5 separate regions of the Homo sapiens genome follow, and regions 2, 3, 4 and 5 are each linked to region 1. A link is a loop called in an ENCODE intact Hi-C map of the cell type or tissue named here. Cell type or tissue: OCI-LY7. All regions are shown on one strand. Links, peaks and the distances in the headings refer to the core of each region. The heading gives the core; the rest is flanking DNA.

Region 1 (5,000 bases), core at 1-5,000:
AAATCAGCAGAGAATCCCAAACATATTTCTCCATAGAATTCTTGAAGGCAATGACAGTTACACATCCTACCTGTAGTCATCACTGAATTCATCATCATTAAAGCCTACATTTGCTTAGTACCCACAATGAGTTCTTTCTAAAAATATATATTTGGATTTGTTTTTTGTTGTTGTTTGTTTTTTGTTTTTTGTTTTGAGACAGAGTTTTGCTCTTTCGCTCAGACTGGAGTGAAGTGGCACGATCTCAGCTCACTGCAACCTCCACCTTCCGGGTTCAAGCGATTCTCCTGCTTCAGCCTCCCGAGTAGCTGGTATTACAGGCGCCCGCCACCACACCTGGCTAATTTTTGTATTTTTAGTAGAGACAGGGTTTCACCATGTTGGCCAGGCTGGTCTTGAACTCCTGACCTTAGGTGATCCACCCGCCTCGGCCTCCCAAAGTGTTAGGATTACAGGTGTGAGCTACCACACCCGGCCATTTGGATTTCTTAATATTAACGACAACAACATTGACTGAGCACCCATCGATGGCAGAAAAACCATGCTAAGTATCTTACAGGTTTACCTTAAGCTAAACCTGACTGGGTGGAGCAAGCATTCTGATCACCATTTTGTAGACGACTCTGGAGCTCAGAGGGGTTAAGGAACACGCCCCAAGTCACATAGCCAGCAAGTGGCAGAGCTGAACTTTAAATCCAGGTCTGTGTGATAAACCCAGGGGATTAACCAAAACTAACAAGAAATAAATGAATAAATAAATAAATCCAGGTCTGCGGGCCTCCAGACTCAGATCAGGTAATTAATATGAAAGAGAGGGCTTTACCACTAAAGACGGCCACTACCTACATCAGGGAATTATCATTAGTTTAAATAATAGATGTTTCGGCAATCTAGTCAGGAAACCTTGTAGAAAGGTTGTTACTTAAATCCACAGCATACTTCATACAAGGAATGCTAAAGTCTCTATTTTTATTACTCATCACACATAACAGGCCCACATTGCTATTTTCTGAAGTTTTAAAAGAACAAAACAAAAAAAAATTCCACTCTCTCTTTGTTGAACCAAATATTCCCCTGCTTCTGAATTCATTTTGAGGGAGATTAGAAAGAGACCTGAGATTAACAGCAACAATAACAAAAAGACATCCAGGAAACAGCTCCTTGTCATTGCTGTGCCAGGTAAGCTGTCCTTTGAAGTTCCTCCTGAAAGCTTTGCTTAGGTAAGATGTTTTTCTGCCTAAGACAATGAAGCATTCTCAGAGATCTGCTATTGGAAGAGAGAGAAACAAACTATCACACACCCGTATTGCTGCTAGTTGTTTTTAAGTTAGTTTGTTTTAAACTCTGCTTATTACCTGGATCCACATCAGAAGAATAAGGAAAAGAATGGAATTCCAAAGAACTGAAAGCCTCGCTGTTGGCTTCTTGGCTGGGTCCCTGCAGGACGTAATCTCTTATGTCACACGCTGATGGCAGGTCCAAAGCACTGCTCTCCTCTGACAGGCTGCCTGAAGTGGCGTCCCTGGCTGCCATAGTCCTGCCATGGAAAAAAGAAAACAATTCAGTACAAAAGGCACCACATAGCAGGATCCTTCATTGGAGACAGAGCTTGAAGAATTTTATTTGTTTTTTATTTTTATTTTTATTTTTGTAGAGATCAGGTCTCACTAAGTTGCCCAGGCTGGTCTTGAACTCCTGGGCTCAAGCAATCCTCCCACCTCAGCCTCCCAAAGTGATGGGATTATAGGTGTGAGCCACCATACCCACCCAAAAAATTTTAAAGGTCAAACAACAGTGAAATCAGAATGATTTACAGTAGTCCCCCCTTATGTGCGATTTTGCTCTCTGCAGTTTCAGTTGATCTCACCCAACTGTGGTTCAAAAATATTACATGGAAAACTCCAGAAATAAACAATTCATAAATTTCAAATTGTGCACCATTCTGAGTATTGTAATGAAATCTCATGCTGTCCCACTCCATCCCACCTGGGACATTAATTACCCCTGTCCAGCGTATCTGAACTGTACATGCTACCTGCCCCTTAGTCATTCAGTAGCCTTTTCAGTTACCAGATGGACTGTTGTGGTATCACAGTGCTTGTGTTCAAGTAACCCTTATTTTACTTATTAATGGCCCCAAAACACAAGAGTAGTGATGCCAGCAAGTCAGATATGCCAAAGATAGGCCACAAAATACTTTCTTTAGGCAAAAAGGTAAAAGTTGGCCAGGCACACTGGCTCATACCTGTAATCCCAGCACTTTGGGAGGCTGAGGTGGGTGGATCACCTGAGGTCAGGAGTTCAAGACCAGCCTGGCCAACATGGTGAAACCCTGTCTCTACTACAAATACAAAAATTTAGCCAGGCTTGGTGGTGGGTGCCTGTAATCCCAGCTACTTGGGAGTCAGAGGCAAGAGAATCCCTTGAACTTGCGAAGCGGAGGTTGCAGTGAGCGGAGACCGTGCTATTGCACTCCAGCCTGGGCAACAAGAGCAAACCTCCATCTCAAAAAAAAAAAAAAAAAAAAAAAAAAAAGGTAAAAGTTCTCAACTCAATAAGCAAAGAAAAAAATCATATGCCTAGGCTACTAAGATCTACTGTAACAATGAATCTTCTATCCGTGAAATTGTGAAGAAGGAAAAAGAAATTCATGTTAGTCTTGCTGACACACCTCAAACTGCAAAAGTTATAGCCACACGGAGGTTGTAGTGAGCCGAGATTGCACCACTGCACTCCAGCCTGGGCTACAGAGCAAGACTCTGTCTCAAAAAAAAAAAAAAGTTATGGAGTTATGGCCACAGTACATAAGTGCTTAGTTAAGATGAAAAAGGCCTTACATTTGTGCGTGGAAGATATGAACAGAAAGGTGTTCTGATAGCAGTGTGTTGTACCAGAAAGCACAGAACCTACACAAAGACATCAGCAAGGATCCCCTGAAACAAGTGACACCAAGCCATTTACTGCAAGTAAGGGACAGTTACACAGATTCAAGAATAGGTTTGGGCTGAAAAGCATAAAAATTACTAAAAAGGTTGCATTTGCCAGTGAAGAAGCTGCTGCAACATTTTTAGCAGACTTGAAGAAGTAGATTAAGGAGAAAAGATACCATACACAGCAAGTCTTCAATTGCAATAAAACTGGCCTCTTCTGGAAGAAGATGACCAATAGAACCTACATTCATAAAAGTGCAAAGGAAGCACCAGGGCATAAAGCATGAAAAGACTGGAAAGTACCAGATTAACTCTGGTACTCTGTGGCAACGCTGCAGGGCATATGATAAAGCTAAGCATAGTGTACAGAGCAAAGAACCCATGTGCTCTCAAAAGCAAAACCAAAAATTATTTATGCTTGTGTTCTAGCCATATAATCAGAAAGTATGGGTGACAGCTGTCTTGTTTATAGAGTGGTTCCACCAATGTATCAATGGTTCCCAGAAGTGAAAAAATATTTGAAAGAGGAAGGGCTGGAATTTAAGGACCTATTAATAATAGATAATGTACCTAACCATCCTGAATCTGTTTGCCATGAAAATGAAAATGCTGAGGTTGTATTTTTACCTGCAAATACAACCTTTTGCTTCAGCCGCTTGACTAGGACATCATTCATTTTCTCAAGGCCACATACATCTGCCTGGTATTTGATCACATTCAACAGCAATGGATGCAGACCCTAAACTGGAAATAATGTAGTGCTGGAAATCATTCACTATTGCTGATGCAATAGCACTCATCAAGTTGCAATGGATGAATTAAACCACAAACCAAATGCCTGCTGGAAGGACTGATGGAGTGGAAGTTGTGAATGATTTTAAAGGCTTGCCTGAAATTGATAGATGAATTAGGAAAATCATCCATGCAACAAGACAAGTTGATGGAGAAGGATTTGCTGATATGCTTGATGAAATAGAAGGACATACTGAAGGCCTTTGAGAAGTGTTAGCAAATGAGGAACTGGAAGAACTTTCATGTCCTCCACAGAGGAAGAGGAAGATGAAGAAAAAACTAAACCAGAACCAGCCATGTGGACATTACTAAAATTTGCTGAAGTGTTTCAAACTGCACTGACATTAAAGCACAAAATTATGGCATATGATCCTCAGATGGAATGCAGCTTAAAATCGCCTACAACTTCGCAGCAACACTTTTGAGTTAGAGAAAGGCAACAACCTCTGATTAGAATGTTCTTCCAAAAGTTTTCATCAAAAAACACTATCAAGGATCCCCAAGCATTGAGATCTTCATGGCTCAATGATCCAGTATTGCCTGAAGCAGAGGATCCTCCTTCTGATGTAACCTCAGAAAGTCAATAGTAGCCGAACACTAACAGTGCCTGCGCCATTCACCTCTCTTCATCTCATCACATAGGTAATTCCTTTTTTTTTTTTTTTTTTTTTTGAGAAGGAGTTTCACTCTTGTTGCCCAGGCTGGAGTGCAATGGCACAATCTCGGCTCACTGCAACCTCCGCCTCCTGGGTTCAAGCGATTCTCCTGCCTCAGCCTCCCAAGCAGCTGGGATTACAGGCATGTGCCACCACACCTGGCTAATTTTTGTATTTTTAGTAGAGACGGAGTTTTGCCATGTTGGCCAGGCTGGTCTCGAACCCCTGACCTCAGATGATCCACCCGTCTCAGCCTCCCAAAGTGCTGGGATTACAGGTGTGAGCCACAGTGCTCAGCCACGTAGGCATTTCATCATCTCACATCACCACAAAAAGAAGGGTGACTATAGTACAATAAGATATTTTGAGAGAGAGACCACATTCACATAACTTATATTACAGTATATTTTAATAACTGTTCTATTATTAGTTTTGTTGTTCATCTCCTACTGTGCCTAATTTATAAATTAACCTTTATCATAGGTATGTATATATGCATAGGAAAAAACGTAGTACATATTGGGTTCAGTACCATCTGCCATTTCGGGTATCCCCTGGGGGGTCCGTAGTCCACCTCAAGGGTAAGGCAGGACTGCTGTACTTTCCCCTGCTATTGATGGTC
Region 2 (6,338 bases), core at 833-5,832, 200 kb after region 1:
TTTTTAGCTGTTAGTATTTTCAGCAACTGCAACTTGGACATTTTTAATCAATAACCTGAGATTTTTCTCCCCTATTCCTCTGTACTTGTCTGGACCGCCTCACATTCCAAAGTGAAACTAGGGGGAAAATGGAGGAACATCTCATTTTTTAATTTCCACTTTTTCCACAGTGTACTCCATATGCCCTCAACTTTGCCTTGTAAAAAATAGTTCGGGAAGTAAACTTGGTTAGTCAGTGTTTAGCTTTATTACTTATATGAACTAACATCTATTCTAAGGTGTACTTTTAAAATATTTTAGCCTCTTGGAAATTGGAATGGGTTTACAACTTAGCTTTGAGTCATAATTTAATTGACAGCTTATTTCCCCCTCTTAGTGGTATATAAAATAATGCATTTTAAAATTCATGACATCTTGAATTGATCATAATTTTAATGTTTAAAATGTTAGTAGATTGTTTTATCTTTCTGTTGAAAATATGATATTTATTAATATTATTAGGCTATAGTTTATAATTAATTTGGAACCAGTTTTACTGTCATAGCTAGTCTAAACATCATTTCATTAGCTATAAACGTGATGGCTTCGTCACCCAGGCTGGAGTGCAGTGGCAGGATCATAGCTCACTATAGCCTCAACCTCCTGGGCTCAAATGATCCTCCTGCTTTGGCCTCTCAAGTAGCTGGGACCACAGGCATGTGTCATCATACCTGGCTAATTGTTGTATTTTTTGTAGAGACGGGATCTCACTATGTTGCTCAGACTGGTTTCGAACTTGTGGGCTCAAGCGATCCCCTCACTTGGCCTCCCTAAGTGCTAAGATTACAGGCATGAACCATCATGCCGGTGTGATGACCCTGTTAAATTTTTTTTTTTTTTGAGATGGAGTTTTGTTCTGTCACTCAGGCTGGAGTGCAGTGGCATGATCTTGGTTCACTGCAACCTCCACCTCCTAGGTTCAAGCGATTCTCCAGTTTCAGCCTCCCGAGTAGCTGAGATTACAGGCGTTTGCCACCATGCCCAGCTAATTTTTGTAATTTTAGTAGAGATGGGGTTTCGCCATGTTGGCCAGGCTGGTCTTGAACTTCTTACCTCAGGTGATCTGACTGCCTCAGCCTCCCAAAGTGCTGGCATTATAGGCGTGAGCCACTGCACCCTGCCAATAATTTTTAGATATGTGCTTTTTGAGAGAGGATTTCATTAAGCCTTTTTCTTCCATATTCTAATGAAATCCTTTATAACTCACAGGGATCACATTTTCAGATGTGTTATTTTAATTATTATTGGCTTATTTTAATGTTAAATACATATCTATGAAGATGTTTCGGTCTGTTATTGGCTTATTACTTAAACCTCATGATGAATTTTGGGATTAAGTTTTGTCTTCTACTAAAATTATTTTCTATAAGGATTATGGTTGTCTAAAACCAAAAAAATTAGAAAGCTACAACTTAAAATGTTTAATAGTTAGAACTACTTGGGAATGGTAGGGTTTGTCCTCTTTGGTAGAAAGGGTTTTGGTATTGTCTTGTTTAAAATAAGAGGTGCTAAGTTTCCCGCTTCGGAAGTCTGCAAGGAAGTAGGCTTCCTCGCCAGACTCTTGAACTCCTTTGACTCTAGTCTGTGATCCATGTGTATTCCCAAGTTGAGTTCTACCCCTTGACAATTTAGAGCCAGTGTAAGGGGTAGAAATGCACCCATCTTTTCAGTAAAGTAGTGTTACAGAATTTTCAAACCTTGCTTCCTTCTATCGCAGCTGGCCTTTCAGAAAAGGTACATATTTGTATGTCAGTTTATGACATACAGACTTTAACTGAATTAATTCATAGGGGTGAGTGGATCTGCCTTTTTCTTTCTTTCTTTCTTTTTTTCTTTAAATTAATTTCAGTCCTGCTCCTTCTGTGTGGATCTGCTTTTTAGAAATTTGGCTTTAACTATAATTCATGTCTTCCTCATTTGTTTGGCTTTCATTAGGAAACCGGACATGAGCATCATCTTTTTCCTGTTTCTGTTGTCTCTGTCTGTTCATCAGCAGTTATGGCTTCCTCTTTCATTCCGTACTGACATTTTGCTGAGAAAGGCTGTACAGTGGACTGCTCAGGTGCCCTAAGGAGCCGAGCTAAGGCACTTTGCAGCTTATTCCTTCCCTCACTGAATCTTTCATGTTAGCTGTGCAGCTAAGGTTTGCAGGGGCAGTGGGCAGCAATGTGTGGGATCCCTGAGCTTGGGGCTTTTGTTGGGTTCCTTTTCTGCCAATAGCAGTTGCAGAAGTAACAGCCCCGAAGGCTGTCTCACTGCCACTGCGGTGCCTCTGAGTGTTTTGAAGTGAATCTGTGTCCGTTTTTTTTTTTTTTTTTTTTTGCCAGGAAAAAGTAGCTGTGCTTTTGCAAAAGAGAAAACCCATTGTTTTAAGAGAATACATTACTTTTTAGAAAAAGTTTGTACAGGTCTGTAATTTTATAGTGAACAAAAATTTCTTACGTTCTTGCAGTTTGAGAGGTACTGTGTACCAGGCAATGTTTTTCAAATACTTGCTTCCTTCTGTCAGGGTGCAGCCTTTGTAGAATTTGACGTACACCTTTCAAAGGACTTTGTGCCCGTGGTATATCATGATCTTACCTGTTGTTTGACTATGAAAAAGGTACGTTGAAATTTCTTCATTTCAAACTCTTAATGTTAAGTAAAAGGTTTAAAAACTAGGAAGTTTTTTTATATTTTTAATTACTTATTAAATAGAATTGGTTAATTCATTTTCTTGGTGAATTACTGCCAGTCCTTCCCTCTCATGCTCTTGCAACATTGAGACAGTGATGAGTTGGGAATACTGCCTTCCTAGAGTAGGGTCTCTATTGCTGAAAATACTTTATTATGTTACAAAAAAGGGACATTCCAGGTGGTTTCTGTAGCGGTCTGTCTATGCTACTATATTGAGGCAAGAGAGGAAGATATCATAGTGTTTGTTTTCTAGGATTCCAGCTGTTTCTGCTTCAAGCTTCTTCAATTAATAAGGCTAGTGAGCCACAGTGAAAAATTCAAAAAGAGGTTTGGAGTTAGATGGTGGAGGGCCTCAGTGAAGAGGTTTAGACTCAAGAACTAGGGGGGTAGGAAATACTTTTTAGCTGAAAAGGGAAATGTTCAAGACTAATGTTTTGGTAGCTGATGAAATAGGAATTTCAGAGGACAGAGACTGCAGGCAGGGCGAGCAGCAATGTGGGCTACAGGAAAGGTAAGCCTGAATTGGAGTAGGGGACCAGAAGAATGGAGAAGAGGGCATAATGGCGGGGGGGGATCCAGAATGAGATTTAAAAACTTACATAGCTGTAAAAAAACTGTAATTGTTTTTGTACAAACATAATCATGATAATGATATAGTCCCTAAACGTCAGTATACTATGTAACCAAGTGATTTCTCGGGGACTTAGACTCTAAAACTGTGTTGGGTATTAATTTCCAACTGAGTTGATTTAAAGTTAGTCTAGTTGGCTAGCATCACTGTACCAGATACTGTCTGTTGTATTAAAGAGTGTGACAAAGACCCTGGCACCACCTGCTGGTGAATTTTAATCAGAGTTCCTAGGGGTTGGATTATTATGATGTATATATTATGTATAGGAAAGGACCCTTTTGTTTCTGCGAAATGGTATTAGGAGAAAGAAGGAAGAAAGGAAGGAAGGGGAGGGGAGGGGAGGAAGGGAGGAAAGGAAGGAGGTGCATCTATTCAGATTACATGAGTAGAGTGACCAAACACATGGAACAGGTTGTTTTAGTCATGGAAGAACATTAATGAAAAGATAAATGAGAAAGAGTGAAGTGATAAATGATCTTATTAGCCAAGATTGAGATTAATTGATCTAGCTGCAATTTATTTATTTATTTATTTGAGACCGAGTCTCGCTCTGTTGCCTAGGCTGGAGTGCAGTGATGTGATCTTGGCTCAACCTCCACCTCCTGGGTTCAAGCGATTCTCCTGCCTCAGCCTCCTAAGTAGCTAGGACTGCAGACTCCTAAGTAGCTGGACCAAGCCCAACTAATTTTTGTATTTTTTAGTAGAGACGGGGCTTCACCATGTTGGCCAGGCTGGTCTCAAACTCTTGACCTCAGGTGATCCGCCCATCTCAGCCTCCCAAAGTGCTGGGATTACAGATGTGAGCCACTGCACCCGGCCAAGCTACAGTTTACTTCTGAAAATCAATGAGAGTTCAAATATTACTAATGCCCCATTTTCACCAGGCTATATCTTGATCTGAAGTTGAACCTGAATGAGTTAATTGAGAAATGAAAGCAATGAACTTTTATACTGAATTTTGATTTTTAAGCTGGTGTTTTTCTTATAAAAACAATTCATCTTCATTAGAAAAAAAAAAAGTATTTCAGAAGATTATGAAATGAGAAATAAATCTTTCCTGTTTTTCCTTGTTCTTACTGTCTTACTTTTAATAGTTTCTTGTGTATTCCAGAAAAACTTTATGCATGTACAGGTTCATACCAATGCATATGAATGAATATATATGTGATGGATTTTAGTATATATATATACTAAGTATATATATATATATACTAAGTATATTTGTTGGACAGATGATTTATTGGTGATACCTTAATTCATTTCCTGTAGAAGTGCCTTCAACAGAGTGACATTGATCATTTGATAGACATTAAAACCTAATACAACAGATTTGCTTGTGGGGGAAACATGGTAGCTCAGAGTGCTTAAGTATTATGGTTTATAGCTAATCAGACAATTTTTTCATGACATTTGGTGTGTCTGCTGTTTTTAATCAGATGTTTAAAAGTCTTCGAAAAGATTAGAAACTTACAGAAATAAATTTTATATAGTACTTTCATATTGATTTCTAGTCACGTAGTATGGATAAGTATCAAAGAAAATGTATAGACAGCATAACAGGAAGTAGGGGAGATGACTGACTTCTGGTTCTATCCTCAGCTGTCTTCAGCGCTACAGCTTTCTGCCAGCTGCATTTTCCTTCCAGGTATTCTACACTGCAATAAAAATGAAAGCCAGAATATAAGGGCTGGGAGGTGGTGTTAGGTTAGAAGGGCTGTCCTGCATGGGCTCAGTATGGCTACTAACAGTTATTCTCATTGTTGAGTAAATAGAGTTGCTAGGCCTGTCTAGTGTAAGCATTCAGTAATAATTTAGGGCTTACTTTTCTCTTAATTTTCTTTATTCTTTCTTTTTCTTTCTTTCTTTTTTTTTTTTTTTTAGAAATTTGATGCTGATCCAGTTGAATTATTTGAAATTCCAGTAAAAGAATTAACATTTGACCAACTCCAGTTGTTAAAGGTAGTAATAATAACATGAAATGTAAATTATCCCTTAGCTTTAGGACTATTGTACTTGCTTGTATATGGTTATGTTCTCTTTGCACATGGGGATGACTGTTAAATTTAATGTGTAGACTATGTGCTTTGGTATTCTGTTCTGTTTGGGAGAAGGGTTCTGTATCGATCCAGCTGTCTTCTCCAACCATTTCCATGGACCCCACTGGTTTTTGTATTTATGAAGGAACGAACTAGACCATAAGTTTTTGTAGGCCATAGTGGCTAGCCCTTCTCATTCATAATCTTTAGGTTGCTTCTGTTCTGCAGTAGCCCTTCTTCATATAATGGTCATTATTTTACAATAGGCCTTTTATGCAATAGTTGGTAAATATATGTTAATTTCCAATACCTTTGAATATTTTGTATCATGTAATTTTACATGGTACCTCTTCCTGTCCCTATTAGGAACCTAAATAAATGCATGATTCCCTATTAACAGTTATCTAGTGAAGAATTTTTATATTCTTCCCTAATTGAGTATTTGATCATTATCTTAAATGTGTATGCACATATAAAATATATATAGTGGCTAGTGCTTATTCTTATTAAACTGATAGTTCTACGTTTTATAGGCTTTTTTATCTTGCTAGTTTTTCAGGATATTTTCTGTTAACCATCTCTTCATAAGCTAAGGCTTCCTTTCTGATTTCATTTTGTTTGTGTGCTTTCTAGCTCACTCATGTGACTGCACTGAAATCTAAGGATCGGAAAGGTATGTACCAATATGGAAACACTGTTTTCCTTTTGTAGTTAGCATTAATAGGATTTTTAAAATCGATTTTAGCACATACTTGATACTTGGTCATTTTTATGAGTATAATACTGGGCCTTCTAAATGTAATTTTATAGTTCGGAAATGAATTTGCATTTGTTTTCTACTAAATATATATCATGTGTATAGTAACCATTGCATTGCTTTTCTTAGCTTGATGATCAAAGTGTTAATACTTATCAATCTTTCCAAACATTCTTAACCATTACAAAGTAGAAAGTAA
Region 3 (6,338 bases), core at 802-5,801, 80 kb after region 1:
GGTGCACTGAAATCAGGTGAGTTGCAGAGATGTGACACCAGACGTCACAAACGCTTGCTACAAATGCTTAATAAAAGTATAAATGAAGTGCAGCAAGAGCGTTGCACAGGCCCCCTTAAATCTTTGTGGTAGAAGACAGATGCTTATTGGCCTGTGCAACATCCCTTCCTCTGGGGAACCACTTTTTTCTCCACTTCAATGTGATTGCGTTGATTCTATATAGTATGCGGAAAAATAGCCTCTCAAACATATTCATGTCACAGCCCCTGGAACTTGTAAATGTGTTAGATTACATGGAAAAGGGGAATTAAGGTTGCAGAAGGAATTAAGATTGCTATTCTAATCAGCTGACTTGGAATGGGGAGATTATCCTGGATTATCCAGTGCACCCAATATAAACACAAAAGTCCTTATAAGTAGAAGAGGGAGACAGAAAAATGAGAACCAGAAAAATAAGAGCATGAGAAGGAGGTTGCTGGTGTTGAGGATGGAGGAATAGGGCACAAGCCAGGAGATGTAGGTGGTCCCTAGAAAGTGGAAAAGGCAAGGACACAGATTCTCTCTTAGAGCCTCCAGAAAGGAAGGCAGTCAAGCCATGACCTTGATTTTAGCCCAGTGATTCCCATTTTAGACTTGTGACCTCTAGAACTGGGAGGTAATCAATGTGTGCGACTTCAAGCCCCTAAATTTGTGGTAAATTGTTACAGCAGCAATAGAAACTAACAGACTCCACATGATTTGATGAGGCTGACGGGGCCATATCCTCGCCCCCAAAGCTGGGAACATGACCCAGTCATCCATCAGCATCCGTCGTGATTCATCCAAGAACAGATGCACAACCTAAGCAGGGCCTGGCCCTTTCCAATCCTAATGGGAAAGAGACATCCTCTTTAACTGGGATATGGCCTCTATGGCCCTTCCACCCTTGTAATTACATTGGTCACAACAAGATCACAGCAAGAAGGGGTAAAAACATAGAATATGTCTGTCTGTGGGAGGTTTTAAAAAGCCTGGTGCGGGCTGGGCGCAGTGGCTCATGCCTGTAATCCCAGCACTTTGGGAGGCTGAGACGGGTGGATCACCTGAGGTCAGGAGTTCGAGACCAGGATGGTGAACATGGTGAAACCCCGTTTCTACAAAAAAATAAAAATAAATAAATAAAAAATACAAAAATCAGCCAGGAGTGGTGGCACAGATCTGTAGTCCCAGCTACTTGGGTGGCTGAGGTGGTAAAATCACTTGAGCCCAGGAGGCGGAGTTTGCAGTGAGCCGAGATTACACCACTGTACTCCAGCCTGGGTAATAGAGTGAGACTCTGTCTCAAAACAAACAAACAAACAAACAAACAAAAATCTAAATCTAAAAACAGGTCTAAAAAACATTATTTTGAAGTAGTAAAGGGTATAAAGGATACTTTAAGATGTCTGCAATCTGGAAATACCTGGGGGCTTTTTTGTTTGTTTTTTTTTTTACTTGTGACAAAATCACAATTCCTGCTAATATCATTGTGGTTTGTTGCCCACATTCATCATGGAAGGGGAAGGTCAATTTCAGTTGGAAGTTAGTGAAAATAGGAATGATTCTTTTCCTAGCCAAGTTTGTGGACCTCCTAAATTTTATTCAGACTCGTTGGGATCCACAGATTCAGGCTCAAAAGTCCTGAATTGTTATTTCACTTTCCCTAAAAATAAGCCTCCCCCTCCCGCCCACCTTTTTTGTGTGCAAAAAAAGGCTGGAGTGCAATGGTGCGATCTTGGCTCACTGCAACCTCCGTCTCCCAGGTTCAAGCGATTCTCCTGCCTCAGCCTCCTGAGTAGCTGGGATTACAGGCATGTGTCACTATGCCTGGCTAATTTTGTATTTTTACTAGAGACAGGGTTTCTCCATGTTGGTCAAGCTGGATTACAGGCAGGAGTCACCGTGCCCGGCCTCTCACTTTTTTTTTAATGGAGTCTTGCTCTGTCACCCAGGCTGGAGTACAGTGGTACAATCATAGCTCCCTACAGCCTCGAACTCCTGGGCTCAAGCAATCCTCCTGCCTCAGCCTCTTGAGTAGCTAGGACTACAGACACTCACTACTGTGCCTATTTTTTTTTAAATTATTATTATTTTGTAGAAATGGGGTCTTTCCTTGTTGCCCAGGCTGGTCTTGAACCCCTGGCCTCTCAAGTGTTCTTCCCTCGGCCTCCCAAAGCACTGAGATTACAAGTGTGAGCTGTGCTTGGTTCAGTCTGGGTGAGCCTACAATTGAAAATACCTCACAGGGTACCTCGAAGCTGCTACCCACCTTTCTGGCCTACTACTCCACTGGACCCCTTGTCTCCATGCACTCTTTGTGTGGGCATAGCCAACTAGCCAACATTCACCCACTGGTGGGACAACAACAGAAGTATTGCTTATCATTATTGAGGGCTGACCAGGTGCCATACTCTTTTAAAGCATAACCTAATTTAATCCTGTGGCTGGGCATGGTGGCTCATGCATGTAATCCCAGCACTTTGGGAGGCCAAGGTGGGTGGATCACCTGAGGTCAAGAGTTCGAGTGTAGCCTGGCCAACATGGTGAAACTCCATCTCTACTAAAAATACAAAACTTAGCCAGGCAGGGTGGTGGCGCGCGCCTGTAATCACAGTTACTTGGGAGGCTAAGGCAGGAAAATCGCTTGAACCCAGGAGGCAGAGGTTGCAGTGAGTGGAGATCACACCACTGCGCTCCAGCCTGGGCCACAGAGCGAGACTCTATCTCAAAAAATAAAATAAAATAAAATAAAATAAAATAAAATAAAATAAAATAAAATAAAATAATTTAATCCTTGTGACAGCACAATGAGGCAGGTCCTACCATAATTCCCATCATATAGCTGATGCTCAGAGCAGTGGAGTGACTTGCCTAAGGAGAATAAGCAGTGAGGAGTCAGAGTCAGGATTCAAACCTGTTTGTCCAACTCCAGATTCAAATCCTCTAGCCACTTCACAGAACTCTTTTGCTTGTTTTTGGGCCTCTGTGTGCATAACCATTTCCGTCTGCCTGCAACACCTGCTCTGGTCTCTGCCTGGTAAACCCTCACTCCCTTCAAATGCTGCCGGTGCTCCCCCTTCCCTTGGCCCCTTGGCCTCACTGGTTCAGTGCACACCAATCAGACTGCCAAGTGCTAGCACCTGCAACCTTTTGCCTGAGTGTTTTCTGAAACTGTTGGTGCCTGCTCTGCATACATACATCGAAGGGCTGAGTACTAGGGAATTAATGGCCCCAAAAGAGGCTCCCAACCAATATTGATGGAAGCAGATGCATAAATCCCCGTCCCTCCATCCCTCCCAGACAAAATCTACAGTTTCCCAGCATCCCCGAGAAGGATAAAGCTCCAGCTGCCTACAATGGTAACTTGCTTAATAAGTTTGGTGTTTTTTTTTTTTTTTTTTTGTAAACAAGGTCTGGCCCTGTCACCCAGGCTGGAGTGCAGTGGCGTGATCCCGGCTCACCACAGTCTTGACTTCCCAGGCTCAAGCAATCCTCCTACTTCAGCCTCCCAAGTAGCTGGGACTACAGGCATGCACCACCGCTCCCAGCTAATTTTTGTGTTTTTTGTACAGACGGGGTTTTGTCATGTTGCCCAGGCTGGTCTCTAATTCCTGAGCTCAAGTTATCAGTCCCCCTTGGCCTCCCAAAGTTCTGGTTCTGGGATGACAGGTGTGAGCCACCATGCCCAGCCTGATTCACTTTTTTTTTTTTTTTTTTTGAGATGGGGGTCTTGCTCTTGTCGCCCAGTCTGGAGTGCAATGGCACAATCTTGGCTCACTGCAACCTCTGCCTTTCCGGGTTCAGGCCATTCTCCCGACTCAGCCTCCGGAGTAGCTGGGATTACAGGCGCCCGCCACCATGCCCGGCTAATTTTTGTATTTTTAGTAGAGATGAGGTTTTGCCGTGTTGGCCAGGCTGGTCTCAAACTCCTGACCTCATGATCTGCCCACCTCAGCCTCCCAAAGTGCTGGGATTACGGGCATGAGCCACCGCACACACTTTTACTGACTTCTTTCCTTTTTTCTGTCTCACTCTGTCACTCCCTTACTGTTGATTCCTGGGAACATCACCCAAAACCATTGCTTGCACTGGAATCTCATCTCAGGCTCCACCTCTAGAGGACCCAAAGCATGCCTTCTCTGAGAAGCCTTCTTCACTTTCCCTAGCAGAGCTGGCTATTCCCTCTTCTGCCCATGGCCTGGGACACACTCCATGAAGGTCGTATTCACATTGGCTTGCAGTAGTTAGTTGACATGTCAGGGTGTAGGTTTCCTATTGCTGCTATAGCATTACTACAAATGGAGTGGCTTAAAGCAATTTCATTTATTGTCTCACAGTTCTGTAGGTCAGAGCCCCACTCTCAAAAACTCTGGCTCAACTGAGTCATCTGCTCAGGGCCCCAGAAAGCCTCACTCAAGGTGGTGACAGGGCTGGGTTCCCTACTGCAAGCTCTGGGGATGGATCCCCTTCAGGTGTTGGTCAAATTTAGTTCCTTGTGGTCGTAGGGCTGGCGTCCCACCTTCCTTGCTGGTTGTGAGCTGAGGGCCAGTCTTTGCTCCAAGAAGCTTCCTGCATTATTTCTCATGCTTTCCATGTGGCCCCTTCACAGGTCAAGTCTTTCTCACACTTAAAAACCTCCCTGACTTTTCTTTCTGCCACATCTGTCTGACTCCAGCTGGAGAAAATTCTGTTTTAGGGGATCATGCGATTAAATTGGGACCACCCAGATAATACAGTATAATCTCCCTATTTTAAGTTTTTGGGTTTTTTTGAGACAGGGTCTTGCTCTGTCACCCAGGCTGAAGTTGGAGTGCAGTGGCACGATCACGGCTCAGTGCAGTCTCTACATCCTGGGCTCAAGTGATCCTCCCAACTCAGCCTCCCAAGTAGCTGGGACTATAGGCCCGTACCACATGCCTGGATACTTTTTTTTTTTTTTTGTAGAGATAGGGTTTCACCACATTGCCCAGGCTGGTCTTGAACTTCTGGGCTCAAGCGAGGCCACCTCAACCTCCCAAAGTACTGGAATTACAGGTACAGGTGAGTCACTGTACCTGGCCCATTTTCCCTATTATTCCTATTACTTCCTGGGGTTGCCTTCATATGGTATTTCTACCTGGTCTCTAGCTCGCCGAATGGATACAGCCTTTGCAAAAGTTTTTCTGTTATTATTAAATATATAATCAGGCCTCACTTGAGCCTGACCTGCTGGTCTATACTGCAGGTCTTCTTAGGATCAGAAATCAATCTTTCTTCCCAGATTTATCCAGCACAGTTTGAGAAAAACAGTCCAATTACCTCATAAACTTCATGCTGAGGCTATAGATTTTCATTTCCTAATTTCCTCTGTTCCATTCTATGACTTCCTATTTCTTTTCCTAGCTCCTGGTCTGCCCTTGAAAGCACCGGTTGGAAACCAATTTCCGTTCCTTGACAAGGGAAACCCTGTTTACACTCAGGGTTTCCTACTCTGTTACATAAGGGTCCGACAGTCACATTTCCTCCTCATGCTGTACAAGCAGTTTATTTCAAGCTGCGTCTACACACAGCAACTGGACATTTGCAGAAATCTTAGGGCCGTAGTCCTGCAGCATAGCCAGACCCAAAGCAGGGTACGTTAGGGTTCAAGGCCACCCTGTGCCCTCTACTTTCAAAGAAAATATCCTTGAGTGGTGGAATTTGGGTAATTTTAACTTTTTAAATTGATTTTTCTTTTTTTTTTGTTGAGACAGATTTTCTCTGTCTCCCAGGTTGGAGTGCAGTGGTGCAATCTCAGCTCACGGCAACCTCTGCCTCCCAGGTTCAAGTGATTCTCATGCCTCAGCCCCTCGAGTAGCTGGGATTACAGGTGCGCCCCACGACGCTAGGCTAATTTTTTGTATTTTTAATAGAGACAAGGTTTCTCTATGTTGGCCAGGCTGGTCTTGAACTCCTGGCCTCAAGTGATCTGCCCACCTCGGCCTCCCAAAGTGCTGAGATTACAGGAGTAAGCCACCGTGCCAGGCCTAAATTTATTTTTCTGTTTTTCAAAATTACATAACCGTCATGTTTTACTTTTATACTCGGAGGAAAAACATAAGCTTTGTTTAAAAAAAAAAAATCAATGATCGAATCAGCCTCTCTAATAGCCTACCCAAAAAGAAGTCCCCCTTTAGTGTGACTGGCTACCTCTTTCCAGACAGAAACTGAGGGCCAGAGTGGGTAACCTGTGACCCAGAGTGGGTAACCCGTGGCCCAGAGTGGGTAACCCGTGGCCATCTGGCCAGTAAGTGGCTGACTCAGGTCTTCATGTGATGACCCTGGGCATAGGTCTTATGTTA
Region 4 (6,338 bases), core at 756-5,755, 97 kb after region 1:
CTATAATCCTAGCACTTTGAGAGGCCAAGACAGGTGGATCACTTGAGGTCAGGAGTTAGAGACCATCCTGGCCAACATGGTGAAACCCCATCTCTACTAAACAGAAAAAAATTAGCTGGGTGTGGTGGCGCATGCCTGTAATCCCAGCTACTTGGTAGCTGAGGCGGGAGAATCGCTTGAACCCAGGAGGTGGAGGTTGCAGTGAGCCGAGATCGCGCTACTGCACTCCAGTCTGGGCAATAAGAGTGAGATTCTGTCTCGAGAAAAACAAACAAAAACCATGTAAAAGCGTGATATCGTTTAAGAGAATTTGTAAAACACACAAATAATGCTTTGTGTTGTTTGTGGACACATATTCTCCAGCTGTCACATCCTCTTCCTGGCCTTCTCTACCTACTTCTGGCCCTGGGAAGCTTTACAGACCTTATCAGAGAACTCTTTTCTCTGTCTTTGGTTGGGTTCATCCAATGGGAAGCACCAGTAGGAGTCAGAGGGGAGGAGAAGAGACAGGCAGGGGGAATTAACTCTCTTCCTCTCCTTGCCTACTCCCTCTTTGCCAGGGGTTTGCAGAGGCTGCATTTGTTCACTGAAGACCACAAGTACTGTCGGTAACCCTCTGCTACAGTGGCAAGTCTTTCTGAGTTCTGTAGCAGGGGACCTCCAGTTGCTACCCCCAAGATGCTTCACCATCCCTTTCTGGGGTCCCTTATTGCAGCCTCTACATTTGCAAAGAGAACTTTTATGAAATTGTCTTCCATGACCCCGTTTGCACATGCTTGTCAAGGCCCTGAATGATGCACGTATTTATGTGGGGAGATTTAAAACTATGCTCATTAGTTGGCTGGGTATGGTGGCTCACGTCTATAATCCCAGCACTTTGGGAGGCTGAGATGGGAGGATTGCTTGAGGCCAGGAGTTCAAGACCAGACTGTTCAACATAGCAAGACCTCGTCCCTATTATTTAAATAAAAAGAAAAAGAAAAAAAGAAGAAAATAAAACTATGCTCACTAATGATCTCTCTCAGTTCAGGAAGCTGGTTACCTCTGCAAAAGGAAGTACAAGAAAGGATTGGGACAGGGTGGAAGGAGTTAGCTGTAGTTGCATAGTTTTTTTTTAAATTTAATCTAATTGATTTATTTCTTTGACACCGAGTCTAGCTCTGTTGCCCAGGCTGGAGTGCAGTGGTGAGATCTCGGCTCACCGCAACCTCCACCTCCTGGGTTCCAGCAATTCTTCTGCCTCAGCCTCCCGAGTAGCTGGGATTACAGGCATGTGCCACCACGCCTGGATAATTTTTGTATTTTTAGTAGAGTCAGGGTTTCACCATGTTGGCCAGACTGGTTTCAAACTCTTGATCTCAGGCTATCCACCCGCCTCAGCTTCCCAAAGTGCTGGGATTATAGGCGTGAGCCTCCGTGCCCAGCCAGTTTTATTTTTTTTAATAAACTTTTTTTAAAAAATCACACCAGAATCTATTGTGTAAAAATGTTCAAATCCATTAAATCTGAGTGGTTAATCCATGGGTATCATATCATAATGATTATTATTTTTGTTTTGATTGCATTTTTTTTTCTTTTTTGAAACAGAGTCTCCTTCTGTCGCCCAGGCCGGAGTGCAGTGGCACAATCTCAGCTTCCTCCAACCTCTGCCTCCCAGGTTCAAGCGATTCTCCTGCCTCAGCCTCCCAAGTAGCTGAGATTACAGGCAGGCACCACCATGCCCAGTGTACTTTTTGTGTTGTTAGTAGAGATGGGGTTTCACCATGTTGGCCAGGCTGGTCTCAAACTCCCAACCTCAGGTGATCCACCTGCCTCGGCCTCCAAAAGTGCTAGGATTACAGGCATAAGCCACTGCGCCTGGCCTTAAAATATTTTAAAAAATATTCTCCTTGCATAATGAGGTTTAAAAAAATGAAGCGTTTCCTAATTCAGAATGATACAAGGGTGTCACCTGAGGCCCAAGATGGATTGCATGCGTTGGAAAGTTCTCCCTCACCTGGGACGCCCCAGATCCTTTCTTCACCAGCACCTTCTTCAGAGACACAAGAGAGGCTGAGCATGGTGGCTGACACCTATAATCCCTACATATTAGAACGCTGAGGTGGGAGAATCACTTGAAGCCAGGAGTTTGAGAGCAGCCTGGGCAACATAGCAAGACCCTATCTCTACAAAAAAAATTTTTTTTAATTAGCCCAGCATGGTGGCATGTATGTAGTCCTAGAAACTCAGGAGGCTGAGGCAGGAGGATTGCTTAAACCCAGGAGGTCAAGGCTGCAGTGAGGCAAGACTGCACACTGCACACTCCAACCCGGGCAACAAGATAACTTCTATACACGTAGATGAGGCAGTTCCGCCTCTTTGCCTAAAGATTGTGGGAAGTGTGCAACTGCAATGATAAAAAGGACACTCTATGTGACAGCAAGATAAAATTGGCTCTCAGTCAACTGTGAAAGGCATTGCATGGGTGACAGATGAGTGTTATTAACAGAACAGATTATTTGCTTCTTTCTATTTCTGCAAATTATTCTTGTTAACTACAATCTAAACTCGTCTGTTTCCATGTTGTTGAGGAAGTTCTCTGTGTAGCCAAAATAGACACAAAACACTGTTGAAAATTGCACAATTGCTCAAATTCCTTGAGTAAAACATTTGGTACTCTTGAAATCTTCAAACTAGAGTCAAAGCCTATATTGCCTTGCCCAAGGTAACTGGTGTATGCATATGTGTGTGTGTGTGTGTGTGTGTGTGTGCGCGCGTGCGCATGCAAGTGCCTGCATGCAGCAAACAAGTTACATTTATTTCTGTAAAAAAGTAAATAATACTGAAGTGTAGAGTTGATATGACAGCTTTCCTACCCCAGCCTTATCCCAGTCCTTTCCTTTATCAGAAATAAACACCGCTATTAATGAGACATGTTTTCTACTGGGCCATTTTCTATGCATATATAGGCATACCCACATATATTACCTTTAGTATTAAGGCTTTGATATCATGTTTGGTGTTCTACAACTTGCTTTTCTCTAATATGCAAAAGTTTGTATTTTTATTGATAAATTACTGTGAGACACACACAGTTCAAAATGTTGTGTATGGCCAGGCAAAGTGGCTAATACCTCTAATCCCAGCACTTTGGGATGCTGAGGCGGGTGGATCACTTGAGCCCAGGAGTTCGAGACTACCCTGGGCAACATAGCAAGATCCCATCTCTACAAAAAAATAAAAATTAGCCAAGCACAGTGGTGCACTCCTGTATTCCCAGCTACAGTCCCAGGAGGCTGAGGTAGGAGGATCATTTGAACCTGGGAGGTCAAGGCTGCAATGAGCCATGATAATGCCACTGCACTCTACTCTAGATGATAGAGCAAGTCCCTGTCTCAAAAAAAAAAAAAAAAAAAAAACACAGTGCATGTATTGCCCCATTTAATTCTCATTAACAGCCCTAGGAGGCACATAATACTATCTTTCCGATTTTACAAATGGGGAAGTGGAAACTTAGAGCGCTTTAGGCGGCTTCTCCAAGGTCTGACAGACAGGAAGTTTCAGAAACATGATTTGAATCCAGACAGGCCCTCAGTGGTTACCCCTGAGCTATGTTGCTCTATCTTGCCATGTCACCACATATAGGTCTTTCTAATTGTTTTAGGTGCTGTGTGGTTTTTCAATAGAACAGACCAATCATAGTTTACATAACCATTCTTCCATGCTAGACATTTGTGTTGTTTCCAGTGCTTTATGACTCATGCCTCTTCTTGTACACACCTCTTCATGCACATGGGCAAATATTTCTCTGGAATAGATACCTGAAATTGGAACCACTGTGTCATAGGGCATGCATACCTAAAGTATTGACATATACCACTAAGTTCTTTTCAGAAAGGGCTCTGCCAATTTTCAGTTCCACCAACAGTAGGTATACACATAGATGGTTGGTATTATTAGCGAGAATAACCATCCTCACAAACTCTGATTGCTAGTGATTTTTAAGGTATTTTCTAAAGTGATAAGCAAAAAAAATTTTTTTGGCAAAAAATATTTTATTAATGGTTGTGACCTCTATTTCCTTCGTTTTTAATGAGATTAAAATCTTTTCATATATTTATTGGACTTTTTTCTTCAACTTCTGTAAATTGCTGTTATCTTTTGTTCAATTTTCTATTGATTGTTTTTATTTTTCTTATTGACTTGTTTTATATATATGTATACACACACACACACACACGTATATGTATATAATGATTAAAATTCTTTTCCTGGCCAAGCATGGTGGCTCATGCCTGTAATCCTAGCACTTTGGGAGGTCAAGGTGGGCAGATTGCTGTAGCCCAGAAGTTTGAGCCTGGGCAACATAGCGAAAATCTGTCTCTACAAAAAATACAAATAATTAGTTGGGTGCGGTGGTGCGTGCACCTGTAGTCCCCGATACTTGGGGGGCTGAGGTTAGAGGATCACTTGAACCCAGGAGGTCAAGGCTGCAGTGAGCTGAGATAATAGCACTGCATTGCAGCCTGGGTGACAAAGTGAGACCCTGTCTCAAAATAAATAAATAAATAAAAATGTTTTCAGAAAAATAAAACTCTTTTTCTGCTCTGCACATTGTAAATACTTTTTCTCAGTTCATCTGCTGTTAAGTTCACTTTTGGTGTCTTTGACTCAAGAAATGTTTAATTCTCATGAAAACAAATTCAATGGTCTTTTTGGGGGGAGTTCAGGGGTTAAGTCTCACTCCCCACTTTTAGAAAAACCTTTGTTCCTTACAACAAAAGTAAATATATAATACATGTTTATTGTAGACAATATAGGCACTACAGATAAATGAAAAGTAAAAGTAAAAATCAAGTATAAACCTATCCCTCAGTTACAAAGATTATTAATATTTTGGGTATTTCCTACTAGTACTTTAAACATAAGAACAGATATAATTCAATATTATGTATATTTAAAAACAGATATGGCCGGGTGCGGTGGCTCACGCCTGTAATCCCAGCACTTTGGGAGGCCGAAGCGGGCGGATCACGAGGTCAGGAGATCGAGATCATCCTGGCTAACACAGGTGAAACCCCGTCTCTACTAAAAATATAAAAAATTAGCCGGGCGTAGTGGTGGGCGCCTGTAGTCCCCACTACTCTGGAGGCTGAGGCAGGAGAATGGCGGGAACCCGGGAGGCGGAGCTTGCAGTGAGCGGAGGTCGCGGCACTGCGCTCCAGCCTGGGTGACAGAGTTAGACTCCCTCTCAAAATAAAATAAAATAAAATATAAAATAAAATAAAATAAAATAATAAAATAAAATAATAAAATAAAATAATAAATAAAATAAAATAAAATAAAATAAAATAAAATAAAATAAAATAAAATAAAATAAAAACAGATCTGATATGATTAGGCTTTGTGTTCTCACCCAAATCTCATCTTGACTTGTAATCCCCAGGCGTTAACGGAGAGACCTGGTAGGAGGTGATTGGATTATGGGGGCAGTTCCCCCGTGCTGTTTTCATGATAGTGAGTTCTCATGCGATCTGACGGTTTTAAAGAGTAGTTTTTCCTGTGCTTACACGTGCTCTCTCCCTCTCCCCACACCCCCGGCCTCACCTGCTGCCACGTAAGACGGCTTGTTTCCCCTTCTGCCATGATTGTAAGTTTCCTGAGGCCTCCCCAGTCATGTGGAACCGTGGGTCAGTTACACCTCTTTCCCTTATAAATTACCCAGTCTAGGGAAGTTCTTTATAGCAGCATGAGAACAGACTAATATAAGATCACTTTTTTATATTTATTTTTTATTTATTTATTTATTTGAGACGGAGTTTTGCTCTTGTTGCCCAGGCTGGAGTGCAATGGCACAATCTCGGCTCACCGCAACCTCCACTTCCTGGGTTCAAGCGATTCTTCTGCCTCAGCCTCCCCAGTAGCTGGGATTACAGGTGTGCACCACCATGTCTGGCTAATTTTGTATTTTTAGTAGAGACAGAGTTTCACCATGTTGGTCAGGCGGGTCTCGAACTCCTAACCTCAGATAATCCACCTGCCTTGGCCTCCCAAAGTGCTGGGATTACAGGAGTGAGCCACCCTGCCTGGTCCAAGGTAACTTTTTTTAAAAAAAGGATTCTGATGCAGGCCGGGCGCGGTGGCTCACGCCTTGTAATCCCAGCACTTTGGGAGGCCGAGGTGGGTGGATCACAAGGTCAGGGGATCGAGACCATCCTGGCTAACACGGTGAAACCCCATCTCTACTAAAAATACAAAAAATTAGACGGGCGTGGTGGCAGGTGCCTGTAGTCCTAGCTACTCGGGAGGTTGAGGCAGGAGAATGGTGTGAACCCGGGAGGCAGAGCTTGCAGTGAGCC
Region 5 (6,338 bases), core at 576-5,575, 130 kb after region 1:
GCCTGTGGGACCAAATTAAACAGAGCTCAGAGCTGGCCAATCTGTCTGACTCATTGAGAACAGAAGCACACACCCTGTTAGCATTTGTTGAGCAATGAAGACAGAGTTGCGTCTTGTGTCTCCTGTCTCATAGCATTTCTTAAGTTCTTTCAGAATTTCACCAGACACTGAATTCGAGATAGAGCTGATGTCGTTTTTTTTCTTTTTTTTTTTTTGAGATGGAGTTTCGCTCTTGTTGCCCAGGCTGGAGTGCAGTGGCGCCATGTCGGCACACTGAAATCTCCTCATCCCGGCCGGGTTCAAGCAATTCTCCTGCCTCAGCCTCCCAAGTAGCTGGGACTACAGGCACCCGCCACCACACCCGGCTAATTTTTTGTATTTTTAGTAGAGACGGGGTTTCACCATGTTGGCCAGGATGGTCTCAAACTCTTGACCTCAGGTGATCCACCCGCCTTGGTCTCCCAAAGTGCTGGGATTACAGCATGAGCCACTGCACCTGGCCAGAGCTGGTGTAATTTTCTACATAGAAGTTAAACTGGGTAACTCAGTTCAGAGCCCAGTACGAACAACCCCTTTAGAAGCAGCCAATCTGGAGGCAATATAGGTCATAAAAAAAAGAAAAATAGAAGCAGCCAAGAAAATGGCCTTAGCAGCTACAGCATGCTTGGACAGTTTAGGGAAATCTCTTAGCCCAGTCATGATTCTTATGGTTAAAACAACGACAGCAACAAAAATATTTCTCTTGATATTCTTTTAAAAGTTTTCACTGAGTCCTGAATAGAGACTGTATTAAAGTGGCATGAGAAAATGCAAAAGCATTTCAGCTCTACCTCAAGCTTTCTTCCTTATAGAAACAAATATAAACAAACAACTAACCACATTTCCTCCTCAACGTTTCCTCAGGGACAGATGAGCCTGGGAATTTTGCCCTTTATGGTATCTAGTGACTCACTTTTCTTTTTTTTTGAGATGGAGTCTCGCTCTGTCGCCCAGGCTGGAGTGCAGTGGCATGATCTCTGCTCACTACAAGCTCCACCTCCCGGGTTCACGCCATTCTCGTGCCTCAGCCTCCCGAGTGGCTGGGACTACAGGTGCCCACCACCATGCCCAGCTAATTTTTGTATTTTTAGTAGAGATGGGGTTTCACCATCTTGGCCAGGCTGGTCTTGAACTCCTGACCTTGTGATCCACCCACATCAGCCTCTGGACATGCTGGGATTACAGGTGTGTGCCGTCGCACCCAGCTGCACTTAATTTTTAATTTAACTTTATTATTTTTTTGAGACAGGGTCTCAGTCTGTCACCCAGTCTGGAGTGCAGTTGCATAATCACGGTTCGCTCGACTTCCTGGGCTTAGGTGATCCCCCCACCTCTGCGTCTTGAGTAGCTGGGACTACAGGTGCATGCCACCACACCTGGCTAATTTTTCTATTTTTGTAGAGATGGGGTTTCATCATGTTGCCCAGGCTGATCTCAAACTTCTGGGCTCAAGCAATCTGCCCACCTTGCCTTCCCAACTTGCTGGATTACAAGTGTCAGGCACTGTGCCCGGCCTCCAACATTTATAAAAGTCATAAATCACCTTTGTTGAGTTATAGATCTAGAAATTTTAGCTCACAAAGGAGCCTATATTCTTTGTGGTATCAAGTGACTCACTTTCTTTTTCTTTTTCTTTTTTTTTTTTTTTGAGATGGAGTTTCACTCTTGTTGCCCAGGCTGGGGCTGGAGTGCAGTGGCGCCATGTCGGCTCACTGCAACCTCCTCATCCCGGGCTCAAGCGATTCTCCTGCCTCAGCCTCCCAGCTACTCGGGAGGCTAAGCAGGAGAATCGCTTGAACCCAAGAAGTGGAGGTTGCAGTGAGCTGAGATCATGCCATTGCACTCCAGCCTGGGCAACAAGAGCGAAACTCCGTTTCAAAAAAAAAAAAAAAAAAATTAGCTGGGCATAGTGGCACGTGCCTGTAATCCCAGCTACTAGGGAGGCTGAGTCAGGAGACTTGCTTGAACCTGGGAGGCAGAGGTTGCAGTGAGCCGAGATTGTGCCACTGAACTCCAGCCTGCGCGACAGAGCGAGACTTCGTCTCAAAAAATAAAATAAAATAAAATAAAAATGCTGGAAAGCAGGAGCTTCAGTAAGTTTAATTCTCCGAAAACTTGCTGGTGATTTGTATGCCATACTTAGTGATTTATTAACAAAACAGAAGAGAAGCTGTTCAAGTTGTTAGAAGAGAATTCAAATTCCTGAGTAGGTTTTACCCAAATAAGTGACAACTTCAATCACATAATTATTGGGTGATCTGTTGTCAGCTCCGTGCATATGACCTAAGTTTTCACCTTAGAAACAAAAGGGAGAAGTTGTACTTTACAGGGTATGTTTTCTACATGTGGATAGTGTCAATGAAAAAAAATTTGAAAGTGCTGGAGCCCATTCTGGAGTTTCATGCATGCACTCATATAGCATTTGAGTTGAGTTCAAACCCTTTTTCACTCTACCAAGGTCCATCTCATGGGACTTTGGTCTTAGAGGAGGAATAAAAAGAGAACAACAATGAGCTCTAATATAAAACACAGGAAATGAGACTCGTGAGAAAGTTATTCTCGTCTTTACGTGTTCGGTTGAATGCCGCTGTGTCATGTAGGGCCAAGATTGCAGCAAAACAGGATCTGGGTCATTACACACTTTCCACTGAAGGGGGTCTCAAGAGTATCCTCATTTTGGGTTTGAGATGCCGATTCACCTTATCAGTATTTACTTTTTAAAAACTAGTTGGGTTTTTTTGAGACAGAGTCTCACTCTGTCACACAGGCTGGAGTGCAGTGGCACAATCTTGGCTCACTGCAGCCTCAACTTCCCAGGTTCAAGTGATCCTCCCACCTCAGCCTCCCAAGTAGCTGGGACTATAGGTGTGTACCCCCATGCTCAGTTAGCCTTTCAATTTTTAGATATGGGTGGAATTGGGTATGACTGGTCATATCCAGCAGGATGCCCAGTTAGGAGAGAAGCAGTTTGTTGTTTATGTGGTGTTTGATTTGTCTAAAATCTAACAAGTTCCTAAAAAGTCTTTCTGTTTCCTCATTTGTGGAAAAATTGGGTTGGCATTATGACTGTGGGAATAACTGTGAGGACTGAGGGGAAGAAGGAGCTAAAAAGAGAATAAAGGAAACAAAGAAGCTTACTTCAGATAGGATGGTCAGAAAGTCTGCTTTAGTGGACAATAATTAAGCTAAGGCCCAGAGGAAGAGACAAAGCTAGCATGGGAAGAGTAGGGGAAGAGCTTCTAGGATGAAGGAACAGTATAGCAAAGACCTCTAGGCTGGACAGGACTGGCATTGTGTGCCAAAGACAGAGTGGCATGAAATGAGCTTGCACTTGGGAGGATGGGTAGAAGCCAGGTCCTGTAGCAGTTTAGAGGACACTACAAGTTTATTTTTATTTATTTATTTATTTTGAGATGGAGTCTTGCTCTGTCATCCAGGCTGGAGTGCAGTGGCGCGATCTCAACTCACCCCAACCTCTGCCTCCTGGGTTCAAGTGATTCTCCTGCCTCAGCCTCCCAAGTAGCTGGGATTACAGGTGCCTGCCACTATGCCTGGCTAATTTTTGTATTTTTAGTAGAGACAGGTTTCGCCATGTTGGCCAGGCTGGTCTCCAACTCCTGACCTCAGGTGATTGGCCTGCCTTGGCCTCCCAGAGTGCTGGGATTACAGGTGTAAGCCACTGTGCCAGGCCTAAGTTTATATTTAGTTCTAAGTGTAGTGGGAATCCAATGAAGGATGTTGCATAGACTGTGAGTGATCTGATTTTTATTTTTTAAGATAGACCTATTTTCTGGGTAGAGAATGGGTTGGATAGGGCAAGGAGATGGGGTGGTAATGGAGAGGGTAAGGAGGTGGGGTGGTAATGGAGGTGGACAAGTTTGAAATGGCTTTGGATACAGAATGAACAAGACTTGTGATGAATTGGATGTAGAGAGTGGGGAGAAAAAATGAATCCAGATATAATGAAATTTCCTACTAGTGTGGTTAAATAGGAGGTGGTGCTACCTACAAGACAAGTAAGGCCTACTGTGGGAGAACAGGTTTGGGAAGGGAGGAACCAAGGCGATACATTGTGCTGTCTATGAATTTCCTGGTTGGAATATTAAGAAGGCAGGTGAATTATAACAGTCTGAAGTTCCAGGAAGAGATCAGGGCTGGAGATATAAATGTTGATAATGCTGGTATCAAGATGGCATTAAAGCCATGGGATTGGATAAAATCATTCAGAAAGAGAACAGAGGAGCTCCAGTAGTGCAATTGCTTAAAGTGCAGTACTTATATGACAGAAAGCACAGAAAGAGCAGAGATGTGGCTGGGTGTGGCGGCTCACGCCTGTAATCCCAGTATTTTGGGAGACCAAGGCGAGTGGATCACCTGAAGTCAGGATTCCGAGACCAGCCTGGCCAATGTGGTGAAACCCCATCTCTACTAAAAATACCAAAACTAGCGGGGAGTAGTGGCACATGCCTGTAATCCCAGCTACTTGGGAGGCAGGATAGTGCGGAGGTTGCAGTGAGCCGAGACCCTGCCATTGCACTCCAGCCTGACTCCACCTCAAAAAAAAAGAAAAGAAAAAGAGAAGACACGCAATGATTAAGATTCTCAGCTTTATTATTATTATTCTCTTTTTATTAAAAAGTAGAGATGGGAGCCATGCGCGGTGGTTCACACCTGTAATCCCAGCACTTTGGGAGGCTAAGGCAGACAGATCACTTGAGGTCAGGGGTTGGAGACCAGGCTAGTCAACATGGTGAAACTTCGTCTTTATTAAAATGCAAAAATTAGCCAGCCACGGTGGCAGGCACCTGTAATCCCAGCTGCTCAGGAGGCTGAGGCAGGAGAATCTCTTGAAACCGGGAGGCGGAGGTTGCAGTGAGCTGAGATCATGCCACTGCACTCTAGCCTGGGTGACAGAGTGAAACTCCCTCTCAAAAAAATAAATAAATAAATAAAAGTTGAGATGGGGGTCTCACTATACTGGCCAGTCTGGTCTTGAACTCCTGTCTTCAAGTGATTTTCCCACCTCAACCTCCCAAAGTTCTGAGATTACATGCATGAGCCACTGTGCCTGACCAGGATCCTTAACATTTAGAGGTTGGATAATGGAGGAAGACCTTAAATAGATGGCCAGGGAGATGACAAACAAGGAGAAAATGGCATCCCTGAAACTAGAAGGAAAGTATTTTCAGAAACAGTGAGTGGTCAATTGAGTCAATGTTGCTTAGAGATCAGAAAACACAAAACAGAAAAATGTCCAGTGGGTTAGGCAACATGGAGTCCTTGTTGGCCATAATGAAAGCAGGTTCAGTGAAGTGGTGGTTGGGGCAAAAGCCAAGCCAGAGGGAAGTAGATGGCAGGCAGAGGGCATTCTTCCAAGAAATTTGGCCCAGATGAAAGTAGTTTAAAAAACCCTTTGCTTCTTCTCTGTGTGTTGTGAAAGAACAAAGCTCTAAGGTTATTGTCTTATTGCAGTCTGGTTTTCCCTTCCTGTTTTGATTGCAAAGTTCACTTTGCTTCAATTTTCAATTAACAGTAACTGGAAAATCATCTCCTTTCATCACAGCGTGAAACCTGCACAGCATTGTCCTGTAAAGCAACTACTAATTACATTGGCACAAGTAAACTTCCTGAAAGACTGTGTCCTTGTTGAATAAAGATATCATTCAAGCGACCCTGATTTCTTCTTAGAAGCTAAAAATATCTTTCCATCTTCTTAAAACCAATTAATTATTCAGGAGAAATATTCTCCTTCTAGTCTGGCCAAGAGATTGAAAATGACCTTTTAAGGGCAAGGGCAGCTTGTCTCCTTCTGTTAGTGCAAAAATAACATTGAAAGAGGAAAAATGGGTCTGTCATTCTCACTTCTGTTTTCCCTCCTCTTCTGCAACACGTGTCAAGGACAACCAGGTCTCAAGAACTTCATCTCTATTCCCAGCTCTGGGACTCAAATTAGTGCTTGAGTTTTCCTTAAAATGATCCTGGCTCCAATATTACATACCTCCTTTGTTTCCTCTTTTTTTTTTTAGATGGAGTCTCGCTCAGTTGCCCAGGCTGGAGCACAGTCAGCGCACTGCAACCTCCGCCTCCCAGGTTCAAGCGATTCTTCTGCCTCAGCCTCCTGAGTAGCTAGGATTATGGGTGCACACTACCACTCCTGGCTAATTTTTATATTTTTAGTAGAGACTGGGTTTCACCATGTTGGCCAGGCTGGTCTTGAATTCTTGAGCTCCCGTGATCTGCCTGCCTTGGCCTCCCAAAGTGCTGGGATTACAGGCGTGAGCCACCGCACCCAGCCTCCT

The links. A loop is a pair of places that touch in the nucleus more often than their neighbours do. Peaks named below come from ENCODE experiments on the same cell type or tissue, not always from the same donor. Only the 100,000 strongest peaks of a DNase experiment are listed, where the experiment ranks them.
Region 2: it touches region 1 in a loop (3-fold over the local background); 82 of 110 quality-filtered maps call a loop at or near these places.
Region 3: it touches region 1 in a loop (4-fold over the local background); 7 of 110 quality-filtered maps call a loop at or near these places.
Region 4: a loop joins it to region 1, with 4 times the contacts of the local background. A loop is called at or near these places in 4 of 110 quality-filtered maps.
Region 5: it touches region 1 in a loop (5-fold over the local background); 9 of 110 quality-filtered maps call a loop at or near these places.

What each region holds. Positions count from the first base shown.
Region 1 is chr20:5,769,399-5,774,398 of GRCh38, reverse strand. It overlaps SHLD1 (shieldin complex subunit 1), which reads right to left. Exons shown (of 3, transcript NM_152504.4): 2 at 1,356-1,537. The coding sequence starts at 1,533. Among named protein-coding and RNA genes, the nearest start is that of SHLD1, 21 kb to the right of the region's middle. In OCI-LY7, for the core only: a CTCF peak has its summit at 2,668; DNase peaks (open chromatin) are centred at 2,828, 3,278 and 3,958; H3K4me3 peaks cover 1,716 bases; H3K27ac peaks cover 2,439 bases.
Region 2 is chr20:5,566,450-5,572,787 of GRCh38, reverse strand. GPCPD1 (glycerophosphocholine phosphodiesterase 1) reads left to right here. Exons shown (of 20, transcript NM_019593.5): 12 at 2,549-2,641; 13 at 5,228-5,305; 14 at 6,016-6,055. Among named protein-coding and RNA genes, the nearest start is that of GPCPD1, 41 kb to the left of the region's middle. In OCI-LY7, for the core only: CTCF peaks have their summits at 3,343 and 3,549 (motif pointing left); DNase peaks (open chromatin) are centred at 2,047 and 3,527; H3K27ac peaks cover 2,322 bases.
Region 3 is chr20:5,688,868-5,695,205 of GRCh38, reverse strand. No RefSeq gene overlaps it. Among named protein-coding and RNA genes, the nearest start is that of SHLD1, 58 kb to the left of the region's middle. In OCI-LY7, for the core only: no CTCF peak of the experiment used is centred there; DNase peaks (open chromatin) are centred at 3,085 and 5,527; H3K4me3 peaks cover 999 bases; H3K27ac peaks cover 4,771 bases.
Region 4 is chr20:5,671,698-5,678,035 of GRCh38, reverse strand. No RefSeq gene overlaps it. Among named protein-coding and RNA genes, the nearest start is that of GPCPD1, 64 kb to the right of the region's middle. In OCI-LY7, for the core only: a CTCF peak has its summit at 3,436; DNase peaks (open chromatin) are centred at 2,395, 3,535, 4,402 and 5,555; H3K4me3 peaks cover 3,006 bases; H3K27ac peaks cover 4,339 bases.
Region 5 is chr20:5,641,883-5,648,220 of GRCh38, reverse strand. No RefSeq gene overlaps it. Among named protein-coding and RNA genes, the nearest start is that of GPCPD1, 34 kb to the right of the region's middle. RefSeq lists enhancers at 569-708, 1,229-1,278. In OCI-LY7, for the core only: a CTCF peak has its summit at 2,736; DNase peaks (open chromatin) are centred at 610, 1,360 and 2,600; H3K4me3 peaks cover 2,486 bases; H3K27ac peaks cover 4,814 bases.